Regions from separate parts of the Homo sapiens genome. Here region 1 is linked to region 2. The links are chromatin contacts, found by Hi-C in ENCODE. All regions are on one chromosome and are shown on one strand. Each heading gives the region's core, a stretch centred on a gene start or an enhancer-like site at or near the end of the contact. The rest is flanking DNA. Distances are from core to core; before and after follow the strand shown. Region 1 has its middle 23 kb from the start of SEC61B. Region 2 overlaps COL15A1 (collagen type XV alpha 1 chain).

Region 1 (2,700 bases), core at 106-2,605, 190 kb after region 2:
GGCAGGATGCTGCATGCTCATATGGCAGAAGAGGTGAAGAGCAAGCTAGCCAAATCCTGCTGTGTGAAGGCTTTTTAAAAATGACCTTAATTCCACTAACAAAGAAGAAGCCCTCATAACCTGACCACCTCTAAAAAGCCACACTAAATATATTACATTGGCAACGCCTGAATTTGAGGTGAGGGGACACATCCAAACCACAGAAGCATTCCAGGGCTGATGTGGTAATGCTACCATCTCATTAATGTCCTTATCTCCTCTTGTGTTTCTGTTTTGGTGTACTTAGCACAAGCTCACTGTCCTCAATCAAGGCCACCTCATACCTGCAGAGTGGCTGCCGCAGCACCAGTTATTACATCCATATTTCGGGTAGAGGAAGAAGGAAGGTCAACAAGAGACCTGCCAACAGAGTCAGCCACTTTTTTAGGGAGCATTTCCAATCCTACACAATAGTTTCTTCATTCCATTAGCCTGAAGGTAGTCACATGACCGCTCTTATCTAGAAGGGAGGATAAGAAATCTAATTTTTTAGTGGGGACACATTTCTGCTCACCAAAAAGTCAGGGCCCTAAAGAATATATTTTGGATAGGCCAACAGCAGTGTTTGCCGCAACCCTCAATTCAGCTCTGGATGTATCTTTGCATAGCCAGGGATGCATTTTTTAATTAAAACTAAGAGGCCATGCCATTGCTGAAGGGTGGGGAACTGGAGCAGAAGAAATGTCTCTGTCCTTCATCTGCTGTCTTCACTAACAGTCTCTGAAAGTGGAAGGGGCAGTAAAGAAATTTACTTTCCCACTGTTGTGAAATTTACCACCCTCCTTATAAGGCAGAAGTGGTTACAGTTGCTTTTTATTTTCCTGTTACTATACCCAAGGATTGTTGTGAGAATCAGAAGACAGATATGAGAAATCATGTTGTGAACTATAAAATGCTATTAAATGACAGAAATGATTGTTTGTCATTATTATGAGTGTTGTCATGTCTCCCAAAGCTGCCTGCTCAGTTGAAGAAAAGTGTTTTCTGATAGAGAGTAAGACTGAGAACCAAAGAGAAAAGGAGAGAGGGAGATAGAGAGAGGAGGGGGAAGAAGAGCGATAGAGAAAGAAAAAGAGAAAGAGAGAAAGACAGAGAAAGGAAATAGACTGATAAGGAAGGGTGGGAGGAGAGAGAGGGACAGAGAGAAAGGAAATAGAGTGAGGAGAAGGGGAGAAGGAGAGAGAAGGGGAAGGGAGACTGGGAAGAAGGAAGGGAGGGAGAGAGAGAGGGACAGAGAGAAGAGGGGAAAAGAAAGAGGGGAGAGAGGAGAAAAGACAGAAGGGAAGAGCGTGGAGGTCTTTTTTCTATCAAAAGCAGAACAGAAATACATTGACATAATTGAAACCCATGACTGACCACAAGCATACATACAACTCTGGTAGACAGCTTCAAGGTACTTAGGTTTCTCTGACCATTTAAAAGTATCTTCCTCATTTCCAAAGCGGTATATGCATACTGAAGACTATGAGAAACATATGAAAAGGCACAGGGGAGTTTTTTTTTAACTGCTTTGTTGATGTATAGCTGACATAGAATAAACTGCACATATTTAAAGAGTATAACTTGATACATTTTAATGAAAGTATACACTGCAAAACCATCATTATAATCAACGTATCTATCATCCCCAACAGTTTCCCTGGGCTCCTTTGAAAGCCCTGCCCCCGGGCACCCACTGGTCTGCTTTCTCCCACTCTAGGTTAGGTTGCATTTTCTGGAAATTTATACAAATGGAATATCAAATTCCATATATAATGTATGTAATCTTTTTTTTGGCCTGGCTTTTTTCATATAGCAGTATAATAATTAATGATATAGACCCAGCAGAGTTTGAGATATTCAATTAATTCATTAATTGAATTAATTCAGATATTCAGGTATTGAGATTAGTTAATATTGTCATATTTGCTTCAGCTTTCCTCGTTTTTTTGAGTAATGTGATCTATACGAAGAGAAAATGTTTTTAAAAAATACATCTTAATGCATTGTAATTACACAAATTACATTATAATTAAGGAAACCCCTGTGTAACCACCACTCAGGCCAGGAAAGGGAGCTTTGCAAGCACCCCTAACCTCCCAGTGTCCCCTCCCCAGGTCATCACCAGCCTCCCTTTTGTGAGAATCATTTTCTTGCTTTTCTTTTTGATTTTACGATGTATGTATGCATCGCAGTATGATAGAGTGGACTTAGCTGTTTGTGAATTTTATATGAATGAAATCACACTGTATGTCTTCTTCGTGACTTGCATTTTTTGCTTTGTTTGTGAGATTCACCCCTGTTGTACCATGTAGCTATGTTTTATTCATTTTAATAGCTATAGAGTATTCCGTTGTATAAATATACTGCAGTGTGGCATAGCCCACTCTGGAGAGAGAGCTTTTAAATGTGATCAATACAGTTTGGCTTTTCGTTAACACTTGTAGCCATCAGACAGTCCTTACAGGATAGAAACAACGAAAACATCTACCCTTCCCCTGGATGCCAGTACCCCCGCCCCACCCTACTGTGTGTCCACAAAAAGTTAATACTATAAATATTTACAGATGTCAATCATAAGTATTTATAGGAATATCTTCTGCCCTGGTATAGTCTTCTTTTTGAAGAAGCAAGCACACAGTTGATTTTTTTCAAAAATCAAAAACTTTTTTTTGTTTTTTC
Region 2 (3,015 bases), core at 321-2,820:
TTGACTTAGCCTTGGATCTTTTGGCTGCAAGTGATAGAAACGTAACTCAAAGTAGCTCAAGCAAAGGGGAAATGTACTGGGTGTGAAGGAGGGAGTGAACAGTCAACTTGTGGGAGAGGTAGATAAACAGCTGGACCTCAGGAACAGCCAGAGCCAGGGACTCAACCCCTGCAAGGATTCTCTGGCCATCTCTTGTCTCGGCTTCTCTCTGCATGCAGTTTCACGCTTCCTCACCACAAACCACATCCTCTGCACAGCGGGAAATATGGTTACTGACAACTTACAGCTTCCACTGTCAGCTAGAAATCTTGAACTTCTTTTACTATTTTAGTTTGAAAAGTCCTGGGATGGGGAAGTCCTAGAGAAGGGTCCTGATGGGCCTGACTTGGGTGAGGTACCCAATCTTGGACAAATCACCTATGACCAGGAGGTCGGATCACATGAGAACATGGTAGCTCTTTCTGGAACCAAATGGTTGTAGAGGTGAAGGGAAGGTCCCAAGAGAAGGAGATGAGGACACTGGTCCTACAAAGGAAGAAGGTGCCGAGTGTATGGAACCACAGGTGCCCACACAGCCATGAGGGAGGAGTAGGACTACAGGAGGTGGAGGCATATTACAGGGTGAGTGCAAGGTGGAGAAAAACTGTTGTCCACAGCAACACTACATTAGGGCTGCCGGGATGCCTTGCTGCATTGAGCAAGGATTGCTTCTCACATAATGTATAGCAATTCAGTTTACAAAACACTTTCATGGCCATTATCCCATGTAGTCTTCACAGCAACCCTGGGAGGAAGATAAAACAGATATTATTATAAAATTCATCTCACGGATGAAGACACTGAAGCTCACAGAGGTGAAGAGACTTACTTGAGGTCACAAATTCTATTAGGAGGCATGGCTGGGATCCAAATCCGAGTCCACTGGCCCTCTATCCACTAGACATTTGCCACCTGTGTGTGGGTGTTCAAGTCCTATGTTGGAACTGAACATTTGCTTGCAACGACCTGAAGGACTGTATAATTTTACTGGGGCTTGTAAAAACACCCTTAATTCTGCCAAGAGCTTGGCAGATTTGGAGGAGTTGTCGGGGGTAGGGTGAGCAGAGGATGAGAGAGGTAGAAGAACAGCCAAAGGAATAGTTGTAATTATACTACTTTATGTTTGCCTAAAGTAAGGGCTTTTCAGTTGAGGAATCATAGACTCCTAGAGAGTTCAAGGATATACCTCCAGGATTTGTCATCCCAGTAATATTTTTTTATAGAATTATGTGTGCATTTCTCTGGGAAAGAGGGCACTAACCTTGATCTGATTTTTAAGGGCACTGTGACTCTTCAAAAGCTAAGAGCTCCTGGCCGGATGAATGCTGTACATGTACAATTTTCAAAGCACTCAGTTCTCACCGCAGCCCAGGGAAGAAGAAATGCCTATTTTACATTTTGCAGATGAGGAAACAGCTTTGGAGAGCTTGCTGTTTCCTCGAGATCACACAGCTAGGAATGGACAAACTTAAGGACTTGAGTCCATGTCTCTGGCCCCAAGGCCAGGGCTACTGTCACTGCACCACCCTGGTCTCCTCCCACTCCCTAGAGCCTTCTCTTCCTCTTTCTGAGCCTGCTTCCTCTGTTCAGTGTCACATGCTTGTCTCTTGGGTGAAATAAGTTATATGAGTCAGGACATTTTTGAATGCAAGTGACAAAATATTCAACTTAAGCTGGCTTTTATAAAACAACCACAAAAGGAATTGATTCACTTATGAAACGGAAAAGCACTAGCCATGGCTTCATCCAGGGTAACAATCAAGAATCCCAGCTCTTCCCTGAACCAGTCAATGTGGCCTAAGTCACACGCTGGGGGCACAGCACCCAAGATACAGGTGGAAGTTGGGATGCTTTGTGGCGCTGTGAATGGGGTTGAACACACTTCTCTCCGGGAGTCAGCTGATACCTCAGACATTTTTCAGAGTGTGGTTTTTGTGTAACTTCTCTTTTCTGTTTTGTCTTAGCTGTGGCCCTTCCAGGTCCCCCTGGCCCTCCAGGACAGCCAGGGCTTCCCGGATCCAGAAACCTGGTCAGTATTATCATCAGTGTGTAGTCATCATTCCATTTGGGATAGATATACTTAAAACTCTGCCTACGATCTCCTGTGTCTGACATCCCTTGGGGATCAGGCCTTCATGATAGTAGGCTTGGTGCAATTCCATAAATAGTAGAAGGGATTTGTTATCTATTTGGATGACTTATTAAGTAAAAAGACGTGAAAAAACAAAATCATGTATATGTAAGTTCCACCATTCGAATCCTTAATTGACTAAGTTATAACAAGAACCAATCATATTACTTATATATTTTTATATATATATATATATATATATTTTTTTTTTGCTGGATGAGGGGTGGACGGGGTCTCACTCTGTCACCCAAACTGGAGTACAGTGGTGAGATCACGGCTCACTGCAGCCTCAACCTCCCTGAGCTCAGGTAATCCTCTCATCTCAGCCTCCAGAGTAGCTGGGACTACAGATGCACACTACCACACCTGGCTAATTTTTTTTTTTTTTTTTTTGTAGAGACAGGGTTTTTGTTACATTGCCCAGGCTGGCCTTGAACTCATGGGCCACCAAGGTGATTCTCCCACCTTGGCCTCCCAAAGTGCTGGGAGTACAGACACGAGCCACCACGCCTGGCCACCAATAATAGTATTTCAAAAAGCATAAACCTGCTCGGGTGCGGTGGCTCACTCCTGTAATCCCAGCACTTTGAGAGGCTGAAGCAGGAGAATCACTTGAGTCTAGGAGTTCAAGACTAGCCTGGGCAACATAGTGAGATCCTGCCTCTACAGAAAAATGTAAAAATTAACTGGGTGTGGTGGTGCATATCTGTAGTCCCAGCTACTTGAGAAGCTAAGGATCACTTGAGCCTGGGAAGTCGAGGCTCCAGTGAACCATGACTGTGCCACTGCACTCCAGCCTGGGTGAAAAAGCAATACCCCATCTCTAGAAAAAAAAGAAAAAACAA

Evidence for each region. Hi-C counts contacts between places; a loop is a spot of excess contacts on that map. Pooled maps may share reads with other maps.
Region 1: a pooled map shows a loop between it and region 2 (3-fold over the local background). The contact joins two enhancer-like sites. A Hi-C loop is called at or near these places in 3 of 37 single-sample maps with no recorded cell type and 12 of 50 pooled maps.

Annotation. Positions count from the first base shown.
Region 1 is chr9:99,243,701-99,246,400 of GRCh38, forward strand. No RefSeq gene overlaps it. Among named protein-coding and RNA genes, the nearest start is that of SEC61B, 23 kb to the left of the region's middle. Within about 2 kb of position 1,356, at least 3 of the 41 ENCODE cell types and tissues checked have a DNase peak (open chromatin) inside an H3K27ac peak, as active enhancers do.
Region 2 is chr9:99,057,886-99,060,900 of GRCh38, forward strand. It overlaps COL15A1 (collagen type XV alpha 1 chain), which reads left to right. Exons shown (of 42, transcript NM_001855.5): 36 at 2,004-2,068. Among named protein-coding and RNA genes, the nearest start is that of TGFBR1, 46 kb to the right of the region's middle. Within about 2 kb of position 1,571, at least 18 of the 41 ENCODE cell types and tissues checked have a DNase peak (open chromatin) inside an H3K27ac peak, as active enhancers do.